Regions from separate parts of the Mus musculus genome. Here all the other regions are linked to region 3. A link is a loop called in an ENCODE intact Hi-C map of the cell type or tissue named here. Cell type or tissue: left cerebral cortex. All regions are shown on one strand. Region 1 overlaps Xkr6 (X-linked Kx blood group related 6). Region 2 holds the start of Xkr6 (X-linked Kx blood group related 6). Region 3 holds the start of Mtmr9 (myotubularin related protein 9).

Region 1 (8,000 bases), 150 kb after region 3:
ATGCACCCAGGACTCAGCTGTGGTCTCAGCTACCCATTCCCCACCCCAGTCTTCTAGCCCCATCTTCTCTGCACAGTCATTGTATATAGCGCTCCTGGGTCTTCCATTTCTCCCTGGGAACACTGAAGGCTCTCAGAATGTAAGTAAAGTAACTGAACAAATGGGGCCCTAGACACCGAATCCTGCATGAGACAAAGAAACAACCTGAGGGCCTAAGTAGTCTCCGTTCTGGGAGGCGATCTTGCAGCTGGCGTCTATATCACAGAGCTTGTGGAGAACAGCCTGCTTCTCGAGAAAACAAATTTTCAGTAATTTTCTTCAACTGAGGGATTACACGCACTTCCTATTCATAGCCTTCTCCTCCGAGCCTCCCAGACTGCCCTGTGAACTGGGCTATGATAATGCCTGTCCTGTAGGGTATGGTGTGTATATACTGTTACTATCTCAACTCTGCTGTCCCTGGTTGCAGTTGAGGAAACAAAAAGCTACAGAAGCATTGGCAGTAATGTACACTAGGTCACACAGCTGGAAGGTCACACAGCAAGAAGGCATAAAAGATGGCTATCCTATCTTCTGTTTTCTACAGAGCAATCTCTCCCCCACATGTTTCAAAAGGAGTGAATGGCATGCAGGAGGTGAAGGGGACTGAGAAGAAATCAGAACACTCAGCCGGTGGCTCTGTTAATACCTATTGCTGCCCTACTCTCTATAGCCTGCTCACGTGACTACTCCCTTCGTATGTCTGGAAAAGTCTGCACAATATGGATGGACTTGGGGTATTGCAACCAGCTTTTGTTACGAGTAATGGACAGTGAGACGTGGTGACGGCTAACACCCGTAATTCAGCCTCCTCAGGAGCCCAGGTTTCCTAGGTAGATGGTCCACTGGGACAGGTGTACAGTGCTGGGCTGGGCTCCCTCATTGTGGTTCTTGAGGTAGGGAATAGGAAGAAAGGCCTGTGGTGACTGACGCCATGAGACATTAAACTAGTTTTGATTATGACAAGAGTGTTGGGGACTAGAAGCAGAAGAAAGATTCGTTTTCTTTTAGCACTCTGGTCCCCCGTCTTGATATCCATGTTAAAATCTTAAGCCACCAGGGAGGTGATGCCACGATCTTCTGTCAGTGCCCAGTTCATTTACCCAGCCATTCAATACCTTTCCTGGATCTGAGTGGAATTTTTCCATGACAATTTTTTTTCTTTTCTTCATAATATTCATCCAAGGAATCTGTTCAGCTTCTGTGCTCTCTATGAGTGCTCTGTAAGGAAGGTAGTTAAAACTTGTTTTCTTCACTTGGAAATTAGCATATCCCCATGTCCAGTCTTATAGTGTGTGTGTGTGTGGTCACACGACTGAAAGGTCACACAGCAGGAAGGTGGCAGACTTGGGGGGTTGAATCTCACTGACCAGTCTGTCCCTTCTTCATTCACGACCCTCCTATGTCACAGGCTGTGCTTCACCTTGCACTAAATTCCCCCTTCCTATTGTCCCCAAGGGAGGTCTGGAAAACCCTTCCCCTTTGCCGTGGCACCATCATTTTTGTTTTAAATATAGAAGGCAAGGAGTTCGGTCTACTCTCCATTCATCTAAGAAGTTCCAAAGTGCTGAGCGCTGTGCTAAGGTGTAACATACTGACTGACCTAATGTGCAGTTTGGAAGTTGGTTCTAGCAATAGTCTGTCTCATTCATGAGATGCTAAGACTGCATGGAGGAGACAGACTGACAGTCATTTAGGTTGGTTTGGCTACAAATACGGAAAATACAGTCCCTAGTCAGCTCGATAAGGGAAGTGGATAATATCACCTAACAGGAAGTTATCACAGTGACATCAGAATTGGTTAATTTGGTAGCTCAAAGTTGACATCAGAGACAAAGGCTCCTTCCACATCTTTTTTGCTCTGCCACCCCTAGAATTCCATGCAGGCTCCCTTAGTGTCTTCTTGAGATGTAGCCACGATGAGATGGTGTCGGGAGAGGAGGAAGCATGCACAGGCCTCTCTTTGGGCAGTGGGCATCTACCATGTCTGCCTGTCTAGACTCCATCCTATTTCAAGTTTAGCACAATCTCGTGGGAAGAGAAATGGGGTCTCTGGGATTGGTGGTAGCAAATTAGAGTTTGCCTACTTGGTCAGTCCCCCTTTTAAGCGAGGAAGCAGGGGAGGAGTGACTATGGGTTGTGGACTTGTGTGAGCACCCAAAGTGCCCTTCACTGAGACAGTTATCAGTGCCTCTCTCAGGGTAGATTTGATAGGTTCAGGGCTGAAGAGTGTTCATAACACTAAGGCATTACAGGCATGAGGACGACAAGCCATGCAGGGGGACTTCTAGGGAATGTACCACATCAGAGGTGTGTGGGTGGCAGATCAACTTTCATGAAACTGGCAGTGCAGCCATTCCCTGGAGTTCCTCCAAAATAGGACACAACTGATCCCTGTAGGGCAGCACTGGCCAGGTGACCTGCAGGGCCTCTCTTCTGCTGCAGCTGCTTCTGGAGTTCATTCTCCTCAGAGGATGCTAGCAGCAGACACAGCACTGCCTCCATCAGTAGCAGAGCAAGGGACCATGCTTACTTTTTATTTGAAGTTTCTCCTTTCACTAGAGGGCCAGCAGAGTCTAGCAAAGAGATACAATCAGCAGGATACCAGAGACCTGAATTGGGAGTGACTTTGTAGCTGAGGCAAGTCACTTAACCTAAACACACCCCTTTCTAGTGTATAGGACTCAACTTATCGGTGTTGAAAGTTTTCTGTTCTCTCTGACATTTTAGACTAGCTGGTCCAGGGTTGCCCTCATGCGGGCTGGGCAGTCTGTAATATTATCCCATTGGGGGGACCTTGCCATGGCTCAGTAATCGATGACAAGGGACAGTTTCAATGAGCCTCTCACACTTAAAGCCCACGGGCTACTATTAATAGATAACACAGCTATCACTGTTTGAAAACCTACTATGTGCTAGGTACTTCTGTAGCCAGGGCTTCAGAATTAACTGTGTTCCCCTACGGTGAGGTTTTCCTTTCTTAAATAATTAAGTTACATTTAAGGGACAACCTATAAGCCACTGAGACAATATATTCACAAAGTTGAGGATCAGTGCTATGTGATATGAATTCTCGTTTTAAAAAAAAAATCTTTTCTAAGCACACATTGGCTTTCAATCCTAGTCTTCACGTGAGTGCATCGGGGTGCCTGTCAAAGCTGTGAGATACCTTCAGAGAATCCAGACCACCTCCTGAAGAGAAGACATACTCTTCTACTGGATGTTCAAATCCTAGGTGGTGACTTTAGTGTCTCTCTGACTCCAATGTGGCTTCCTAGAACTTCCTCACAGGCAGGAGGACTCTGCAGGCTTTAATATGCGATGAATATCTGCATGCCAACCAGTCTTCAAGGAGTGTGATGCAGCAACGTGTGGACGTCACTCTGGCAAGTGCCAGGCTGTGGCAGGTGTTCTACACCTGTCCACAGAACAGCAGGGAGACCTCTGACAGAGGTTGGGGAAGAGTTGGGTGAGCATACTCCAAGAGGCTGTCCTTTGGAAGCTATGGCTGTGAGCCAAAGTGTGCCAGGGGAGGAGACTGGCGATCCAGAGACCAGTGCTGTCCCCTGTTCTACACTGACAGTCCACAGGCAAGACCTTCAAGGCCTGAGCTATAGGGCCTTCCACACACCAGCCTGTGACATGGCCAATCAAGGTCGGACAGAAGGGAGGCATTACTAGTACCTCCAACCTCTGACAAGCATTTTATTTTTCCTTGAGTCTCAGGGCAGTGGTTACCCACTGCAGCAACCCCATTACCTACCACCACTCACTCACCTCTCTCCTGTCCTTTACCAACATTATTTACCTCTGAAGGTGTTTTGTAATCCTGTCTGTGAAATACGGAAAACTAGCTCTCCTAGAGTTATCAGGTTGGCATGAGGGCTAATTAGTGTCCCCTCTGAGACCCCTGCCTATCTCTCACCTTTGCTCCTTACAAGTGACTGCACAGCCCTCCCTGTAGAGGGTTCTGTGTGCCTTTCAGCAAGCGCACCTGCTGAAGAGAGATTGAATGTGGCCTGTCACCAGAGACAAGAGTCATGGTCCCTGTCCTTAGTAGCTCTCAATGGAGCTTAGGGGATGAAGCAAGTGCTGGCACCAATTGAGTTTTGTGAAGACTGGCCTGGGACAAAAGGAAGGAGAGTTGGAAGGGGACAGAAAAGAGGATGGTGAAGTTATTAATGGGCCAGAGAAGGCCAGGAAATGGCCATCCAGGCGGAATGAGGAGCTGGAAGTGAGAAACAGAGCAGGCTCCTACTGGGGCAGAGCAGTGCATCCTTTGAGACCGGGAAGGTTGACTGTACCCCACAGAGAGGTTCCATTATACTGAAACTCCCCCTCTCTAGACCAAATCCAGTCTTAGGAGCTGCTACAGATGTGTGAAGGACTCAAGGACCACCCCCAGCCCCCGTCCCCCCCCTCCGAATGTGCAGAACTTCTCCTTTTCCTTCAGGCTGGCAGTGCGCCCAGCACCCACAGAGAGGAGAAGCTTCTTCGAGCCTCAGAAAAAGCAAGAATGTTGCTAGCAAGCACCTCTTCCTAGCAGGGAGTAAAATAGATCCCACACACTAATGCTGGAAGCTAGTGAAGCCTGAGAGCTGACTTCAGACTTGGACTGAATGAGGCACAGGCAGGCTGGTGGGTGGAGCTCTAAATATACACCTTAATCTCATCATTAGGATGGGGAAGATGTTTCATTAGCGTTAGGTGCTATGTAAATACGAAGCACTTTCTGAATAAATATTTGCCTGCCTTTCTCCCCTTCCAGAATTAGGGTATGCTCTATGGAAAACAGCGCAATTCGTAGACACAGGAGAGTTGTATTTTGAGAGCGTTATTTTAAAATGGCAGTGTAAAATATAGCTGAATTCTGGGATCCTGCCTGAAAATAAGCCACTGGCTTCTGTGCACAGGAAAGCTGCGAGTGGCCGAGATTGCCCATGGTGCATCTGTTCTCACTACCGAGAGGCTGTCCACACGTGGTGCTCAGACCAGATCTCAACTCCGTGGGTTTGGAAAATATTGACGGTCGAAAATAAAGTGTAGCAATGAGCACAGATTGTGGGTGGACAAGAAAGGAGTCAGATCTGGAAACTCTCTGGAGGTTGCCAGGTAGTGTGTGTTTGTGTGCTTGGAGAGGCGTGCCGAGGCCATGTAAGGCAGAGGCCACTAGAAACCCCACACGCGCCGTTCTCTCTGGGCTTCTCCACTTGGCTTTCATTTTTCTTTTCTCTTCCCCTCTTCCCTTCCCCACTCTGTAATTTCTTTCATTCCTCGCCCCCTTCCCCTATTTTTTTTTATTTCCCCCTGTTCTCCCTCTCTGTTTCTCTTTCTCTTATATATTCCAGGCTGGCCTCAAACTCACCTTGTAGCCAAGAATGAACTTGGATTTCTAAGTCTCCCACCTCCGTGCCCTGAGTTCTGGGATTATAGGTGTACACTGCTATGCACACTGTGGGTATTGAACCCAGGTCTTCCTGCATGTTAAGCAGGCACTGTACCAAATTGAGCTACATCTCCAGCTCCATTGGCTTTTATCAAATATTATTTATTATAAAAATAACACAATAGGATAGGATTTTTAAAAAGAAATGTAATTTCCAGCCATTAAGAACTTTAGTTAGTAATTTCTGCATTCCTTTATAAATAATTTAAAATTTGTTATTGTAACTACAATGGGCATAAACTTCTGTGTTCAGATCACTTTCTTACATGGTTGTGTGGTTTTCATAATCACTGTGTTTCTTTGCTTATTTGGTTGATTAATTCATTGATCTCTGTAGCCCAAGCTGACCTAGAACTCACTGTTTCCCAGGTTGGCCATGAACTCTCTCAGCAATCCTCCTGTCTCACTTTTCTGGGTGTTGAGCCCCTCCCCTGGCTCCTGATCACTTCTGTGACAGCTTGCCAGAGCCCTCATCGCTGCAGAGTATGTGTGTCTTCCTGAACCTCGGGTCACCCAAACAGTGTTTGTTTTACAACAGTGCTGAGATGGACATCTTCAACTCTGTCTTTTTCTCATTGAGCAGCTCCATTGTCCTCTCAGAATCACTCCCAGCACCCAAAAGGAAATACGACCCTGGCTGAGTTTTGCAGTCCAGTCATGGGGTTTGGTAGGGAAACTTGTGACCTGGGCCAAGGACAGGATAGCCCAATGGGGAGTGTAAATTCCACAGGGACATGCACACAGTGGAGAAGCCATGCCTTCTCAGGCTGTCCAGGCTCTACAATCCTGGAACCTTCATGTGAGGGGGAGGGGTATCATTTAGCAGAGTCGTTTACCGGAGACTAAGAGTCAGAGGGGGATGCTTGCAAGTGGCGAGCTAGCTCCTCTCAGGATCTCTCAGGATCTCCCAGCAATGTGCTCAGCCATTGTCCACTGCAGCACCAAATGACTGTGAACACCCAAGTGTACCACTTGCAGCTCCACAACTCCCCAAAGGTGCAGGAGCGATCGGGCATTCCTTTCTTGCCCTTGGTATCCAGCACACTGCTCTGCCAGTTGATCTCCCTGTCAGAGATCAGAAATCCAAGTTCACTCTTGACTACAAAAGCGAGTCTGAGGCCAGCCTGGGCCTTTAAGAGAAATAGAGAAAGAAAGCCAATGTCAGCTGTCAGAACACAAGATAGAGGAGAGGTACACAGGATATAGGAAAGAGTCTGGGCTGAAGGCAGCCCCACCACTGACTTGTCTGAACTTGCTGGCATGGGAGTTTCTTGAAAGGGTACAGCCCCCGGGGAGGAAGTGAGGTTGATATATTTAATTTCTCCATTAAAGTTACTCAAATGCCCACATTTTGATGTGTGATCAAATCATTTCTGAAAGATGCTGGGCCAAATCTATTCCTGATGAACTGCTGTACAGATAATGGAAATCATTTCAATAAAAGTCTTATTCATGCTAAGACCTTAATCAAGAGATAACCTATTCGACACTGGATCACAGAGGATGTGTAATTCCGCCCTGGCGGGAATAGATTTATCCCATTTGACTGATTAATGTGTGAGGAAGTGGGGGTCAGGTCAAAGTTAAAGTCAATCTTTCGGATTTCTCCAGTACCGTTGTTTTCAGTGGGAGCCGCTTTCTCTGTGTGCCTTCCATGCTTCACTTCAACACACTTTCCCCAATGCGTGGGCTGCTTTTCATCAAAACTGCCAGCTTTAAGTTGGATAACCCAGAAAGCTAGGGGCTGCCTCTCTGAGCCCTCTCGATGAGCAGAAAGCTGTTGATGCAGGAAGGTCGTGGTTCTGCCTTTACTTAGAGTATTAGCTACTTCTCGCTGCTGTGACTTCATACTTGACATACATAATTCGGGAGAGGGGGTGTTGGTCCACGCCTCGAGTTATCAGTCCCTTGTGAAGGGGAAGGCATAGCAGCCGAGGGCAGATCTGTTCCTGGCCTCTGTCCATGGCAGCGCCACTTGGTGGGAGCATCGGCAGGCTCGTTCACGTTTTGTTTTTCTTTTTTCTTTTCTTTCTTTTCTTTTTTTTAAAGACCAGGAAGCAGAAAGAACAGGACCAGATGTAAGGCTAGGCTGTACCTCTCCATTTTCTCATTCAGAGTATCCCAGCCCTGCCAGGCAGGTCCCACAACCTCCCAAGCAGCTGAGGACCAGAAGTTCTGATCTAACCACAGCACCCAGAGCTTTGCATTGGAGTGCTTAGTCCCAGATGGTCACAGGCTGCCAAGCTTCTTCACGATCATTTGTCCTTGACATGCCTGGGACCTGTGCTGTTTATCATTACCTATGTTATTCTGTGGTCCCCTGGTTCCTTCTGTGTAAAATGAGCGTGCCTGTAGCTTCTACTCTCCTTTCCAAACCGATTGCTCGTCAAACAGGGAGACAGTGCCTCGAGAAGTCTGTGGGGTGGAGAGCTCAGTGGGACCTGGTGGTCCCAGGTCAATGTTCTTCCTGAGGTCATCTCTTTCTAATCAGACCGGGACTCCGCTTACGCACACA
Region 2 (8,000 bases), 61 kb after region 3:
TCTAAAGGAGGTTCTATTTCTACAAAAGTTAGTAAAATAGAAGCATAAGGATGATGCACACTTAGAGTTAAGAAGCTTCCAGAGGCTCAAAAGCCCATCAGTGGTGTCGTGCTGAGGCCCATCCTCATACTAGGATTTACACGATGTGTCCTAGATGTGTGCCGTTACTGCAATGTAACAGGGTCCTTCCTATAACTAGTGCTGTGATATGATGTCCTTTGGGGTTGGCATCAGTGGGTAGACGGCATAGGGTGTGATTCAGGAGAACTCATTGTGTAGAACTGATTATGAAGGAGCCTTTTGGTACCACTGTAAGATTTAAAAGGAACAATAGTTAGGAGAGTGTTTAGTACATGATAGGCTTCAACACTAAGTTTCTTCTTTGCTTTTCTGAAAATAGCCAAGAATTAAGAAAACCCCAAAATTTAAGGAAAACCCCAAGTACTTCCAAATAAGATTTAAGTCACAACTTCTATATAGTAAAACCACCTTACAATACTCAAAAGGCTCTTAGAAAGTATTTAGAATTAATTTACATGCAATTGGAACACGCTTTGTTGTTTAGCTTTTCAGTCTACATAGTAGTAGAAGCATAGGATCAAACTGTTAACTGACTGAGTTATAGAAAGCAAAGGCTAAAAAAAGAGATTAGGAAAAAGCCACACTAGTACCTATAATAAAGGTGCCTACTAGGTCTAAGCAGCCTCTTAGCACAAGGCCATCTTAAAGCCAAGCTGTCAAGAAAGGGTTAACTAGCTAGGAAAAGCATGTGCTTAGCATGTATGAGGTCTTGAGTTTTAATCCCAAGTACCAAAATAGCAAATCAATAGACCTCAAATTAAAAGGTTAACTATTGCCCTTATATTGAAAACAGGACAATGAGTAACTTTTTTTTTTTTTAACTTACTCTTCTTTCTGTGATTTACATAAAGGGTTGAATTGTCTCTGTAACACTCCAATGATTTTATAAAGATTCACATAATAAAATATAAACTCTAATTTTTTGTTAACACAATTTTAAATCTTAGTTACCCAGAAAATTAGCCATTAACACTTTCATCTATCCAATGCCTATGTGTTCAATACTGACACAGTGCTAAACATGCACAGAATATTTAACTGACCTAAAACTCTGGGTTAAATTGTATCTTCCACCAAATAGTCCAAAATCTCATATAAATCTTTTACTAAAGATAGGTTTATTATCACTGTTACTGACTTTAATTTTAGAGCCTTCTGGATTGGAGAATGTATGCATGCCCCCCTTTTCAAAAAAAAACAAAAAACAAAAAACAAAAAAAACCCAAAAAAAACCAAAAGACAAAAAAGATAGAAAGATAAAATTGTTGAGCCAGCAATTACAAAATTGAAATCACTTGCAAAGACTGAATCATGTATCTACCTGAAACTTCAATTTGACACTTTTTGACTCATTGTCTCTTTTGTCAGCCTTAGCGAGTGTGAGTGTAAATTACTTAGCTAATTTCACCTGTAGATGCTATTCTTTCAGAGCACAGAGAAATAAGGATCATAAATATGCCGTTACTGCCTGCTTTTGTATCTCATTTCGTAGTCCCAGATTTAAATAAAGAAAATATATTTAAAAGTACAAATTAATTGCACTTATTTCCTGGAAATATTTCAAAATGCTTTCTTATATTAGTGCCAATAAATTTACTTAATAGGGTTTAACTAGATATATATTGGGGTGATACCAATATAACAGTAACAGTAAGGGCAACAATAACACAGGCAGTTAGTTACCATTTGTTTACTGCCTATGAGGTATCATGTTGGAAGCTTTAAATAGATTATTACTGAGCACAGTTTCAAAGAAAGCATATATTCCATGATATGAAGACATCAACTGAGGTTTAAAGAGATTATCTGGTTTATGTTATTCACATACCACTTTAATGGAACAAGAATTCATGTCTGAGCAACTGTGTGCAACCCATGGTTTAAGATGTTATTTCACTGCTGTTCCTTTTTTCTTTTTGAAAAGATTTATTTTTATGTGCATTTATGTCTGCATGAGGATGCCAGGTCCCCTGAAACTTGGATTAGAGACAGTTGTGAGTTGCCATGTGGGTGTTGAGAAGGGAACCAAGGTCCTCTGGAGGAGCAGCCAGTGCTCTTAACCTGTGAGCCATTTCTCCAGCCCCCAAGGTGTTGTTTCAACTCCAGCAAAGAAACAGTCTTTCACCTATATGCAGAAATAATATTTTACCTGTTAGTGCTGTTTTATTACCATAGAAAGTAAAAGGATTAAACTATAGCAAAAAGTAAAAGATGCAGTTATATGATTTCTTTCACAAAGTAGATTTTAGAATCACTTTCTGTAATGTATGGGTAAAATTCTTTACATAGTTTTTCAGTTTTTATACATTTTATCTTGGCATGATATACTCATGAAAACTTGTGTTCTGCAATAGGGTATTCTCTTCTTTCCCAGTCACTCTAGAAACTGAAGTAGATCCTATAGGGTTAAATGTCATAAGTTGTCAAAGTAGTTTTTTTCTTCAGAACCTCAATGCTATAAACATATTACCTATTTGTCTTGTTAGCATTCCAAAAAAAACAAAACAAAAAACAAAACAAAAAAACCCATTATTGCCATTCTTAGATTACTGAAAAAAATTGGATAAAAACAATCTACAGAGGTTGATGAGAAAATTCCAGTGTTTTCTTTTTCACTTTTTCTTTAAAATACTTCTTTAAAATAACTCATCAATAACAACTAAGTAGTTTGCTGTCTTCCACTGAAAGAGCATTGTAATTCAAATCCATTCAGTGCTGCCTCATTTATACAATTTGTTAGTGAAGCTCAAATACTCTGCACCTATTTTAATGATATAGCACATTAATAACATTTTCACTCATTTAAAGCCATGTTTACTAACAGAGCCTTAGCACCCCCCAAAACACTGGCAAAGACAAGTTTCACACATTCAAATTGCCTGAACAAGTAATTGATACATACAGCTTAAAGCTTTTTTTTTTTTTTTTTTTTTTTTTTTCCCAAATGAAGGTCTTTAGAGAGTTTTAAAATCACGCTAAAACAAACAAAAAAAAGTAGGTAAAAACATGTTTGACTGTGCAGAAAACACTCAAGGTCACAAGATGCCCATTTAGTTCTTGCTACAACAGGAAAGAGGCAACCAGGCTGATTTCTAGCTAAATTTTGCCTAGAATTTTCTTGAGGGAAAGTTGGAAACTTTATTACAAAATATGGGAAAGTTATCAAGTGACAGGAAAATTAGGGGGTCAATAAAGATGAAAGATGTCTAAACAGAAGTGAGAATCAGTAAGTTTGTGGACTCTTATTGACTTATGTCATTATTTTTAGAGCCCCTCAAAATAAGAAACTAACACGGATGAAGGGGGGGTTATCCAGCCAGAGGTGAGACACAGCCATTTTGGTGGGGGGGAGGGGGGTGTCTAACTACACAATGAGGTCATCCTATCTCCCGGAAGTGACAAGTAATCACCTGCTTTTCACTAGCTCCTCCCCTTCCCTCAAAGGTCCCGCCCCTCTGCCCGCAGCCGGGAGGGTGTTAGGGGGCGTTTCTCCCAGAGCAAAGCTGAGAGCTGCGACGCAGAGGAAGGGGACCCCAAAACGTCTGGCACTGCCTCCTCCAGGGAACACTTTGGACCGTCTCACTCAACCCAGCGGGATTCTGAAACGCCGAGGGGTCAACCTGATGGGTTTCGGGGTCAACGGAAGAGGGGACGGGGAGCCCTGGCGGGGAGAACCCCCCGGCCCCCCGCCCAGCAGCTGAGGCACAGGAGGGCGGCCATCTTGGCCGGTAGGGTAGGGCCAGGAGGCTGCGGGCGCCGTGCGATTGGGGGGCTCGCCCGGAAGTGACGCCGCCCGCCCGGAAGCGGAGGGGGTTCCCTGGCCCACTCCCCCCGTTCGTCTGCTCCCCGCTTCCTCCCCGCCCCCCTTCCTCTCCATTCGTTCCCCCCCTCCCCGGTCCCTGCCTTCTCCCCCCACCCGTCCCTCCCCCCCAACCTCCGGAGCTGGGAAGAGAGTCAAGATGGCGGCGAAATCCGATGGCGGTGGCGTGGGGGTGGGCTTCGCCCAGCTGCACAACCTGGACGAGGCGGTGGGCAGCGGCGAGGAGGACGGGGAGCCCGGGGGAGGCGGCTGCGGCGGCGGCGACGGCAGCGAGCCCGGCGAGAGCAGCTCGCTGCACATCTGCCACTGCTGCAACACCTCCTCGTGCTACTGGGGCTGCCGCTCCGCCTGCCTGCGCTCGCTGCTGGGCAAGAAGCCGCGCCGCAGCGCCGCCGCCGCCGACGGGGGGGACCAGCCGCTGCAGCCGCCCGGGGCCGCCGGCCGCCACCCCCCGACGCCCTCGGCCGGCCGACCGCAGCCCGCGTCGCCGCAGGTGGAGCGGCCGTGGCTTGACTGCCTGTGGATCGTGCTCGCGCTGCTGGTGTTCTTCGGGGACGTGGGTACCGACCTGTGGCTGGCCCTCGACTACTACCGCAAGGGGGACTACGGCTGCTTCGGGCTGACCCTGTTCTTCGTGCTGGTGCCGTCGCTGCTGGTGCAGAGCCTGAGCTTCCGCTGGTTCGTGCAGGACTACACGGGCGGCGGGCTAGGCGCCGTGGAGGGGCTCAGCAGCCGGGGACCCCCAATGATGGGGGCCGGCTACGGCCACGGCGCGGCCCGCGGCGGCCCGGGTGCGGGGGGCTCGGCCACCCCGGGGGCGCAGCGTCTGTGCCGCCTCTCCGTGTGGATCTGGCAGTCGGTCATCCACCTGCTGCAGATGGGGCAGGTGTGGAGGTAAGAGCACTGCGGGCTGGGGGCGGGGGCTGCGGCCGCGCGCGGGCCCCTCGGACAGTCTGGGCTAGGTTGAGCCGGGGGTAGCCGTGCGCTGTCTTAGCATCTCGGGACGGTCTATAGGTTGCCTGGCCACGCCTTTTGGCCCGGGGGAGGCCCTAGGTCCTGCTGTTTGTCCATCTCCGTCCCTGGGTTGCACTTGGAGAAGACCCTGCCTCTACCCTCCCGCCTCTCCTCTGCAGACCTCCATCCTGGTTGCCCCCTTTCCCCCCCCCGCTGTGTCCCAAGGTAACTGGCGCTCGTTTGCATCCTGGAGGAGACCTGGCCTCCTTCAGCCGGTTGCACTTGGCCTTCCCCCCTACCCCCATCCTCCCCGAGGGACATTTCCTCCCCCCCCCCACTCCTGTTTTCTCTCTGCAGTGGCCGGTGTGGGGCCCTGTGGAAAAACCCTAGCTGCCTCTCCTTAAAGCACTCCTTCCTTTCACGCCCCTCCTCCTCCTGCAGCCCCAGCCCCTGCAAACACCGCTGCTCCACACCGCTGCCCTCCTTGAAGGAAAAAAAATGACTTTTTTTTTCTTTCCGGAATAGATGTGCCCTTTTCGCAGTGACAGGGAAAAAAAATGAGATGGTATCTAGTGGCAGCAAGCGTTTGCTGTTAACTCTCACCTCTGGAAAATCACTGAGCCACTTGAGCACCTATTTCTGTTTTTAACGGCCAGGCCTCTGTGTGGTTTGTGTTTACATCCAAGATGCAAGCTTGGCCTCAAGGCCCTTTCCCCTGCTTCTGTAAAGTCCTCGTGTGTCAGGTTGATCTCTCAAAACCACTCACCAAGGAACCTTGTCTGCCTCACTGTCTAAGCACATAGAGTACCTCACTGACTAGCTACCCCACCTTCTACCTCATTAACTGTCCACCTCGCTGACTGATTGCTTCACTGTTTACATCATAGCCTCTCCAACTGCCTTCCTTGTCTACCTTACCGCCTCACCGTCTTCCCCCACTTCCCGGCTACCTCACTGATTGCCTGTTTACACCAGACTCATATATATGCCTTCCTATGTGGTCTGCCTCACTGACTGTCTTACTGTCTTGCCCTCATTGACAGGCTACCTCACCAACTGGCTACTCCACTGACTGGGTACCTCACTGGCTGCTTCGCTGTTTTCCTTTCCCACTACCTGGTACCTCACTAGCTCACCAGCTGGCTTTCTTCTCTGTCTGACCACACTGACTGGTTGCTTTCCTGATTCCATCCTTAGCTCACTGCCTTCTCTGTTTATCTCCCTGTCTACCTCCTCGTTCACCTCGGCGATTACCTCCAGTGCTTACCTAACTGCCTGACTGCTGTTGTTTACGTCACTCTCTCACTGTCTGCTGACTGTCTCCGTGTCTTCCACTTATTATCTGTCTCTGTCTACTTACGGAATACCTCTCGATGACTGCTTCACTACACCCATTTCCCTCACTGTCTGCTCACTGCCTCGCTCCCTGCCACACTGATTACCGTTGCTGGTCTCACCGACTCTGTTTACCTCAGTGCTTCCTACCGCACTGTCTACTTGAAAGTCTGCTGATTGTCTCACTGTCTCCTGACTGCCTGACTACTTTCACTGTCTACTTACTTCACTGTCTGCCTCCCTTACTGACTACCATCAGTGTTTACCTCTCTGGCTACCCCAAGAAACCATTGAAACCTTAGTCACTGTGTGTCCTACGACTTAAACCTGCGCCAGTGTGTTCTGGATCCAGTGACTTTGCCAGTGACAGTATTTGCAAGGGGAACATTTTTTTTTTTTTTTGTAGTAGTAGAACCTACACAGGGCTGAATCCTTTCAGTACATTTCCTCTGAGGAGACTGCCCTAGACTATCTTCTATGCCAAGTAGATTTTAGGCCTCAGCATCTCGGCTAATAAAGCTGTGCTCTGGTTAGATGTAATAAAGTTTGTGTTTTGAATGTTTTCTTCATATCTCTATTCTGAATCTTCAGAACATCACAGAAAGCATGAGATTGAATTAAAACATTGTCCTACAGAGTTGACATGCAGAGTCAGGAAGAAGTGAGAGTGGGTCTTGCTTTTTCTGTTCTTCCCATGGTTGTTGACTAGTGTTCCTAGGTTCTTCCCAGTGACCATTACTCCAGCTGCACTTATCTGCAGAGAAGTTGTTTCCTGCTGATAAAAAAATTACAAACAGGAAGTTTAGTTAAAAGTATAGCTGAAGCCAAAAGAACATTTTCAAAATAAGTCTTAAAGTCTAAAATTTTAACCCTTTCCCTAAATAATCCCATGCTGAATCAAAGTGGGTTTGCTATTGAGAATACAGTTTTCAGTTGCTTGGAGGGGTTTGCTATTGAGAATACAGTTTTCAGTTGCTTGGAGGGGTTTGCTATTGAGAATACAGTTTTTCAGTTGCTTGGAGGGGTTTGCTATTGAGAATACAGTTTTCAGTTGGTTGGAGGGGTTTGCTCTTGAGAATACAGTTTTTCAGTTGGTTGGAGGCTGGTATGAGCCATGAGGAGACAAGGAAAAAGTACGAGAAGGATCATGAACTGTTAGTAGGGTTTTATGCAGCATGTATTTAATAACTAGGCATCTGTTTGAACAAGCTGAAGTTACTGTCTCCTTGTCTCATGCATGTGAATGTGGGCCGTGAGGAAGTTGATGTCACGTTAAATTTTCTGAGAGCATTAATTCTAATGTGTCCCATCCTGTTAGTTGGAAGTGAGCTCTTGAGACCAGTTGAAGGTAAAGTTCTGCTTCAGTCAGTTTTAGCGTCAGTATAATCCTCCCTCCCATTTAGCCAAACTGAATTGTGATGTGCAAAGTTAAGTCCACGTTTTGGGACAAACTAGGATGTATAGATTTAGCTTTTAGAATTTAAATGGGATGCTCTATTTGCCCCCCCCCCCCCAACCTTCATTTGACTTTCCAGAGTCTTCACTGCAAAGAAATTACCGAAGATGCCTGTGTCTTTACTATGTCTAACTTTCAGATTGGAATTTATCTTTATGTAACTCACAGAGTTACAGTATTAAACGACAGGCTAATTCAGCAAGGCTGTCTCATCTTTATTGCTGCATTTCAAGGGCAGTATTTACTGAGGAGGGATTTTCATTTTTTATTTTTGGACTGACTTTGCTTGAAATGCTCTGAGAACAAGGCCTGCTCATTAATACCTGCTAGGCATGTTGCTTGCTTTGAAAGCAT
Region 3 (8,000 bases):
CAAAATAAAGCTGTTGCCATAGAAGGGTCCTCCAATGACAGCAACCATTTGCCAATAATTATACTAAGCATTCTACATAAACCCACGAATGTAATCGTAAAACACCTATAAAAGGCAGGTAATGTCATCTTCCTTTTATAAGACACTACAGGCTAACTGTGAGAGGTGAGGTGCTTCACCCATAGGCCCCATGTTAACAGGACCTCACTACTGCAACAATCACAGTATAAGAGCACTGCTCAGAGTTGAAGGGTTTCAGAGCTGCTCCACTCAGGATGACCACACTTGCTCACTGTGATGCCCAAGGACTGTAACATGGCCACAATCAGCTACACTGTATTTGTTTTACTGGCTTACAATTTCACATAGGATGTTCTTTCAGGAAATCTACAGAAACAGAAAAACAGTTCACAAACTGTCTTCAGAGCGAAAGTAGCAAGATTCGCACAGTAAATGATTCTTATGCATCAAGGGCTGTACAAAATCAAAATATCGCCATTTTCCTATCAGAATTTTGCCTGCAGCATACTTACCTCAATGGAACTGGCTATATTTAAACACTCCTCCATTCCAGGAATATCCAACTGAATGATTCGGAAATCTTTACATTTTATGATGATGGTACCCAGAGAGCCCACAAATCTGTAAGAAATTACATGAAATCATGAAAATGGTAAGAAAACTAGTGAGGACAGTAGGTGAGAACCAGAACACAGAGAACCAGGGATTCAGTCTTTATCATGCAGGCATGAGAGACCATTGAATACATTTATGCAATAAAGATGAACTGAGGAGTCTAGTAGTCTGCTGATGGTATCTTGTACACAGATACACACATACACACATAAGTAAAAATAAAAAATTTAAAGTGATGGAGTAGGGAAATAAAGATGAATTAGTTCCTATGTTCCTTTAGAGCCAGCCCCTTTCTTTTCACAAGAAAAACTGAATGTTAAGGGCTAATGATTACCCTCAGTGGGAAGTGATCATTCCAGAGAATAAGTAAGATGCAATATGATAAACTCAGTCTTCCCTAAATGAGCAGGGGTGTAAAATTTGTCATCCACCTGCATCGGCACTCCCCATCAGCTATTACAGGGGTGCACCTTACCGATTTTAAAACGTTTTAAGGAGAGACTAAAATGCATATGCATATATATGGAAAAAATGACAGTGTACTCAGTTAAATACTATGGCCAGGCATAGCGGCCCATACACACACAACTGTAATTCCAGCACTTACTTGGGAGGCTGGGGCTGGAGAGTTGGAAGTTCAAGACCGGCCTATGCTGCAAAGGGCTGAGCATGCCTATTTAAAAACGAGATCGTGGGGGAGGGGTCGCTTTAAATTGTATTGAATCATAACTTCGTGAAGTCAGATTAACAACAACCAATAATTCAAGAAATGTGGTGGAAGAAATTTTTTTTTTACAAAGAACATTTAAAAATACGCCCAAATGCTGTTCAAAATGACCACTACGACTCTGAGACCTTAGCCTGGGGATGCCAGGTGGCCAGTGCAGATAGATCTAGGCCCCAGAAGGCTCATTTGGCTGGCTGAGCCAGGATACCCATAAAAAACCACCTGAAAGCGTCTGTTCCGTTCCAGGCTCCTCCGGGACCTGGGTGTGGTGGGCGCTCACCGTTTGTCGATGGCGTCGATATTTGAATGGAGGAGCCAGAGCTCCTCCGTGTTGTCCTGCCGGGAAGACAGGATCAGGTGGTGGCCTGTCAGACACAGGGTCCCTTCCACGGCGGTGTAGAAAGGCCGGTGCAGCACCACATTGTCTACCCGTGGGGTTTTAATCAGCTCCGCAAACTCCATATTGGGCGCAGCCTAGGGGCGGGAGGCCCAGTCCCGCAGGTGCCCGGCGGTTAATCCGCAGACCCGGACGGAGCCCCGGCTGGGCGGGCCCGGGAGGTCGAGCCCCGCCCCGGCTGGGCGGGTGCGCCAGGGCCTGCGGGCACCGCCCTGGCCGCTTCTCCAAGTCTCTTCCGCACCACTGGCCGGGACTCGGTCGCAGAGAAGGCTTCCCGCCAGGCCCTGCACTCCCCGCTGCCACCGGCGTCTGACGGGCGGGCTGCGGAGGAGACGGACCCGGCGTCGGGGCAGCAGCATCCGAGCCCGAGCAGCCAGGGACTTCTGGCGGAAGTAGCTGCTGAGCGTTGCACCCGGCAGGAACTCCTGCACAATTAGAGGGACTCGAGACTCGGAAGACATAGAAACCGGACCGGAAGTTGGTACTTTGCTAGATCCGGTGGAACACAGCCAGAAACAATGACTTTATGGTCCTACAATGGAAAAACAAAACAAAACAAAACAAAACCAACCAAAACCTCTTTCACCTTCTACCGCCGCAATCCTTGCCCTTCAAATATTCCTTATCGGAAAAGGCGAGACGAGAAGACGTCGCTGACCTGCCAGCCTCCACATGAGTGCTGTCCCTCAAGGGCTCTTCGTTTGCGCTACCTGGTAGTTGTCTCATGAATTGGTCACGAAGAGATGTCAAATGTAGGATGGAAGCGGAGGTTGTGATCGAAAAGTAGCATCTTGGTGTCTGGAAGAGACATGGGACAATCTATGCTTTAGACTCTTTGAGAGCGCCATGACTTTAACCAAGAACAGCATATTCTAAAAGGATGGAAAGAGAAACTGACTAATCCTCGCCCTGCGAAAGGACTCTAGTGTCTTCAGAGATAGTTCAGTTAATCTGTAGCAAAGCCTGAAATCAAGACCTTGGTATATTGGTCACGACTTCATAGTATCCCGGCTAAGTACAGTCTAGCTGAACTGCTCACGGACACTGCAATGACAGAGTTTTGCTGTTGTAATTTCCCTCTTCTTTTTTTTTTTTTTTAATTTTTTATTAGGTATTTTCCTCATTTACATTTCCAATGCTATCCCAAAAGTCCCCCATACCCCCCCCCACTCCCCTACCCACCCACTCCCACTTTTTGGCCCTGGCATTCCCCTGTACTGGGGCATATAAAGTTTGCAAGTCCAATGGGCCTCTCTTTCCAGTGATGGCCGGCTAGGCCATCTTTTGATACATATGCAGCTAGAGTCAAGAGCTCCGGGGTACTGGTTAGTTCATAATGTTGTTCCACCTATAGAATTTCCCTCTTCTTGCTTTCTATCCCTCTACTTTATCCCAGAATAAGAATTATGTTTGAGTCCTGGCCTGCTTTTACTGTGTTAGCAGTGAAAATTCTCACCACCCAGTCAGTGTCTACGAACAGCAAGGTAGCTGACTTCAGAGTGTGCAAAGTGAAGTTGACCAGATTGCACAGTGTTTGTCCTTGATTTTGTTCTTGTCTTTTCTAAAAACCTTCCCTTCCTAAATCACTCACTCCTGCGATCCAGTTTATCTGCAAAAGGAAAACAACCAGCAATGGATGCTGATGGACTGAGGTGAAGTAATGTGGAGGTGTTTTCCACACCGGATTTGTTTACTTTCCTTCCTCACTTGACTCATTGTATTAACTACAAATTGTGGAATGGAAAACTTTTAATCTGAAAAATAATGAAAAGTTATACAGAGAAAAAAATGAAAGTAAAGCCTTGAAGGGTAAGGCTCCCCGAATGGAAGATATCCAAGGAAGAACTTAGTGTCCAATTTAGTATATGCTAGAAGATAGAAAGTCTCCATGGATTCTGTGGCCCTTCTGGTTTTCTTGAAAATAAATTATGAAAACGTTATTTCATTAAGTTAAAATGTTTCATGCTCTATAAAGTCATAAATTAGGATTTTTTCCTTTTATTTGTTTTTTGCCAAGAGAAAAAAATTAGGTATCTTCTGAGTTGTTATAATGAAGTACCAGAAACGATTAGGAAATTAAATCACCAGTGATTTGAAGTTCAAAGCGTAGAAAGTTCACTAGCGCTGAGAAAACCAAACTTAGTAGTTAGGAATAAAGCCTGAGTAAAGAGCAAGAAACAGTTCCCCACATAAGCAGTAGGTGGCGGTAGAATTCAAAGTCAATGGGATATGCCTCTATTAAAATAATCCAATGATGTAGTCAAATATTAACTGTCCAAACAGTCAAGAAATAAGGGCCTCAGGGGATTCTGATAAGCCAAGAAAATAATAAAATTTATAATGTGTACAATGGATTTACTTAAGGACTATAAAGATAGCTCAATGGGTGCCTTAGCATTCTATTGTGAAGAGACACCATGACCACAGCAACTCTTTTTTTTTTTTTAATTAGATATTTTCTTAATTTACATTCTAAATGTTATCCCCTTTCCAGGTCTCCCCCGGAGACACTCTATTCTATCCTCCCTTCCCCTGCTTCTATGAGGATGCTCACCCACACACTCCCACCTCCCGGCTCTCACATTCCCCTATACTGGGGCATCGAGCCTTCACAAGACCACGGGCCTCTTCTCCCATTGATGTCCGACAACATCATACTCTGCTACATATGCAGCTGGAGCCATGGGTCCCTCCAGGTGTACTCTTTGGTTGGTGGTTTAGTCCCTGGGAGCCCTGAGGGTCTGGTTGGTTGATGTTCTTTTTCCTATGGGTTGCAAACCCCTTCAGCTCCTTCAGTCTGTTCTCTAACTCAGTCTGATCACATCAACTCTTATAAAGGAAGGCATTTAATTGAGGGTGTCTTTTGGTTTCAGTGGTTCAGTCCATCATCATCATGGCAGAACATAATAGCACACAGGCAGACAGTGCTGGAAAAGGAGCTGAGAGTTCTACATCTGGATCTTTAGGCAGCAGGAAGCTCTAAAGAGCTGCTGGTCTGACTTGAGCATTTGAAACCCCAAAGCCCATCCCCAGTGACACACTTCCTCCAACAAGGCCACACCTTTCAAATAGTGCTAATCCCTATGCTTTCAAATATTTGAACCTATTAGGCCATTCTTATTCCCACCACCACAATGGGTAAGGAGCAAGTGTAAAGACCTAAGGTCAAAACCCCAGAACATATACAAAGAAGAAATCTGAGTCTAAAACCCCAGTGCCAGAGAAGGGGGACAGAGACAAGAGGATCCTGAGGGTTCACAGGCCAACCACTGTAGCAGAAACAGTAAACTCTGGACCAACCAATGAGAGAAACTGACTCAAAAATAAAGTTCAGAGGACTCAAGAAATGCACCTGATATTGACCTTCAAACTCCCAGGCCCACACAGTAATATACACCTGCACACACACACACACACACACACACACACACACACACACACAGAGAGAGAGAGAGAGAGAGAGAGAGAGAGAGAGAGAGAGAGAGAGAGAGAGAGGACACACCATAAAATTGAATTGAAATATTAAGGAGCACTGGGAGATGCCTCAGAGATTGAGAGTAGTCACTGCTCTTTCAGAGGACCCAGGTTCACTTCCCAGCACCCACATGGAAACTCAAAACTATCTTTAAGTCCAGATGCAGGGAATCCAGTGCCATCTTCTGGCCTCCAAAGGCATCAAGCAAGCACAAAGAGTACTACATACATTCAGGTTAAAACACTCATACAAATAAAGTGAATGTTTTTTTAAGAAAAAATTTTAAAGGACTTCGTCATTGCCTTGCAGGTACTACTATTATCTTTATTCTCAAGATTAAAATGGTACAGGTGTATAATCAGAAAAATTTCATCCTGAGAACTACAAACAAGAAAACGTGATTGTTGTCTTTCTGCATCTGATTTGTTTCCCTTTACATGATCCAAAGTCCATCTACTTTCCTGAAAACACTAATTTCTTCTGCGCATATGAATAAAAGTGCATTGAGAGTGTCACTTTTTTTTTATCCATTCAGCTATTGACAGATGTGGCTGATTCATAGCTTAGCTATTGTGAACAGTCTACAATAAACATTGATGTGCAAGTCTCTCTGTGGTATTTTGATTGGAAGTCCTATGGGCAGATGGTCAAGACTGGTCTAGCTGGGTCATTGTGGTAATTCTATTGTTAGTTTTCTTTTCAGTTATTATTTTATTTTACCTTTTAAGATTGATGTCTTATATGACATGACACAGGCATGGGTTAGGTGAGAATTCATACATTGAGGATTCTGGTGATTGAACTTAAGTAATCAGGCTTTGTCAGCAGCCATCCTTTCCTGCTGAACCATCTTGATGATCTCACTGTTAGATTTTGGAGGAGCCACGTACTGTTTTCTGTTGCACTTGAACTAATTTACATCCCCACCAGCAGTATAGGAGGGCTCTTCTCCATCCTCAAATGCATTTGTTGTTGTTGTTGGTGGTGGTGGTGTGTGTACGTGTGTGTGTACATAGATCTTCTTGTAGAGATCAGAGGACAACATATAGGAGTTACTTCTCTTATTTGGGTGGGATCAAACTCAGATGGACAAGCTTGGTGGCAAGCACCTTTTCTGCCTAAGTTATTTCAGCTGCTCTACACCCAGCTTTTTGCCAGTGTATTCTAGGGGATTAAACTCGGGGCCTTATGCTTTCATGGCCAGCACTTTACTGACTGAGCTGTCTCCCAGATCTGCATTTGCTTTTTAAAGGATGGGCACTCTGACTGCAATGGGATAGAATCTCGATGTTTATTTAATTTACCTTTCCCTGATGGCTGAGGATGTTGAACACAGTGGCATACATCCACTGGCCATTTTCTGTTCATCAATTTATTAGCCTATTGATTGATTGAATTGCTTGGGTGTTTGATAGCTTGTCTCTCGAGTTCTCTATTCTAGCTATTAGTCCTCCACCAGATATAGCAAAGATTTTGCTCCCATTCAGCAAGCTATCCCTTCTCTGTGCTGCTGATGCTTCCTTGACTGTGACAAAGCTGTTCAGTTTCACACAATCCCATTCATCAATCTTTCAGATTAGTTCCTTTGTTAGTAAAGTCCATTCCAAGAAGACCTGCCTATTCCTGTATCTTTAATTTCCCCCACCTTTTCCTCTAGCATTTTTAAAGTTTTAGATCTCACATCTAGGTCTTTGTTCTGTTTTGAAATTATTTTTGTGCAGAATGAGAAATAGAGATCCTCATGTGGATATCCATGCATGTGGGAGAGTCTTCCATCTTCTAGGGCCCTTTTTGGGTTCTCCAATGTTTCCGAACTTTAACAGAGACTTTCATTTCTTTGGTTACATTTATTTTTCTGAAGCTGTTGTGTGTGAGATTGCTCTCCTGATCCCTTCCTTGGCATGTTCACTGAAGGCATAGGAAGGCAACTGGGATTTGTACTTTGACATTGGTGCTGCTATTTTACTGAAAGCATATATCAATTCTAAGAGCTTTCTGGTGAGATCTATTATGTAATCTGTAAATAGGGATAATTTTACTAGCCCCTTTCCTACTGATATCCCACTGGTTTCTCTTGTCTTGTTTCTCTAGCTAAGACTTCAATCACTATACTGAGTAAGAGTGGAGAAGATAGTCACCCTTGGTTATTTTTTTTTCTTTTAGGGAAAATGCTTTGAGTTTCAGTACGTTAGCTATATCGCCTTTAATTTGTTGAAATGTTTCTTCTATTCCTAATTTCCCCAGAATTCTTATCATGAAGAGATGGCAGGCTTGTCAGAGACCTTTTCTACAGCTGTTGATATCATCATTGATTTCTTTCCTTAAGTCCATTTATGTGATGTTCTTCACTTATTAATTTGCACTACCCTTACATACTTGAAATGAAGACAACTTGATCATGATGATTTCTTCTATATGAGGTTGAATTCAGCTAACCAGTCTTTTATTGAGAATTTTTGCATCCATGTTCATCAGAGAGATTAGTCAATAATTTTTGTGTGTATGTCTTTGGCTGGTTTTGATATCAAGGCAATACTGGATTTGTAAAATGAGTCTGTTTTAAATAATACTGTTTTATTTAAAGTAATACTGTTGCTTACTTTTCTATTCCATGGAACAGTTTGAGAAACATTAGTGTTGGCTCTTTAAGGTCTGGTAGAATTCAGCAGTGAATCCATTTGGGTCTTGTAGATATTTATTTTAATCTTTCCCTGTACTTAACCCAAGTCCCATCGTGACACCTCCTTAGGCATCTGGCAGCATAT

What was found. A loop is a pair of places that touch in the nucleus more often than their neighbours do. Peaks named below come from ENCODE experiments on the same cell type or tissue, not always from the same donor. Only the 100,000 strongest peaks of a DNase experiment are listed, where the experiment ranks them.
Region 1: it touches region 3 in a loop (1.9-fold over the local background); 2 of 42 quality-filtered maps call a loop at or near these places.
Region 2: a loop joins it to region 3, with 5 times the contacts of the local background. A loop is called at or near these places in 4 of 42 quality-filtered maps.

Annotation. Positions count from the first base shown.
Region 1 is chr14:63,688,160-63,696,159 of GRCm38, forward strand. The region is part of intron 1 of Xkr6 (X-linked Kx blood group related 6); the gene reads left to right. Among named protein-coding and RNA genes, the nearest start is that of Mir598, 35 kb to the right of the region's middle. In left cerebral cortex, no CTCF peak of the experiment used is centred here; DNase peaks (open chromatin) are centred at 4,648, 4,927 and 7,188.
Region 2 is chr14:63,602,490-63,610,489 of GRCm38, forward strand. Xkr6 (X-linked Kx blood group related 6) reads left to right here and starts at 4,041. Exons shown (of 3, transcript NM_173393.2): 1 at 4,041-4,795. The coding sequence starts at 4,041. Gm15918 (predicted gene 15918) reads right to left here and starts at 5,230. Exons shown (of 2, transcript NR_167937.1): 1 at 4,470-5,230; 2 at 1-309. In left cerebral cortex, a CTCF peak has its summit at 4,495; DNase peaks (open chromatin) are centred at 3,560, 3,892, 4,196, 4,469 and 3 more places; H3K4me3 peaks cover 3,205 bases; H3K27ac peaks cover 2,321 bases.
Region 3 is chr14:63,541,815-63,549,814 of GRCm38, forward strand. It overlaps Mtmr9 (myotubularin related protein 9), which reads right to left and starts at 2,139. Exons shown (of 10, transcript NM_177594.1): 1 at 1,644-2,139; 2 at 534-642. The coding sequence starts at 1,825. In left cerebral cortex, a CTCF peak has its summit at 3,963 (motif pointing right); DNase peaks (open chromatin) are centred at 2,201 and 3,949; H3K4me3 peaks cover 1,811 bases; H3K27ac peaks cover 1,047 bases.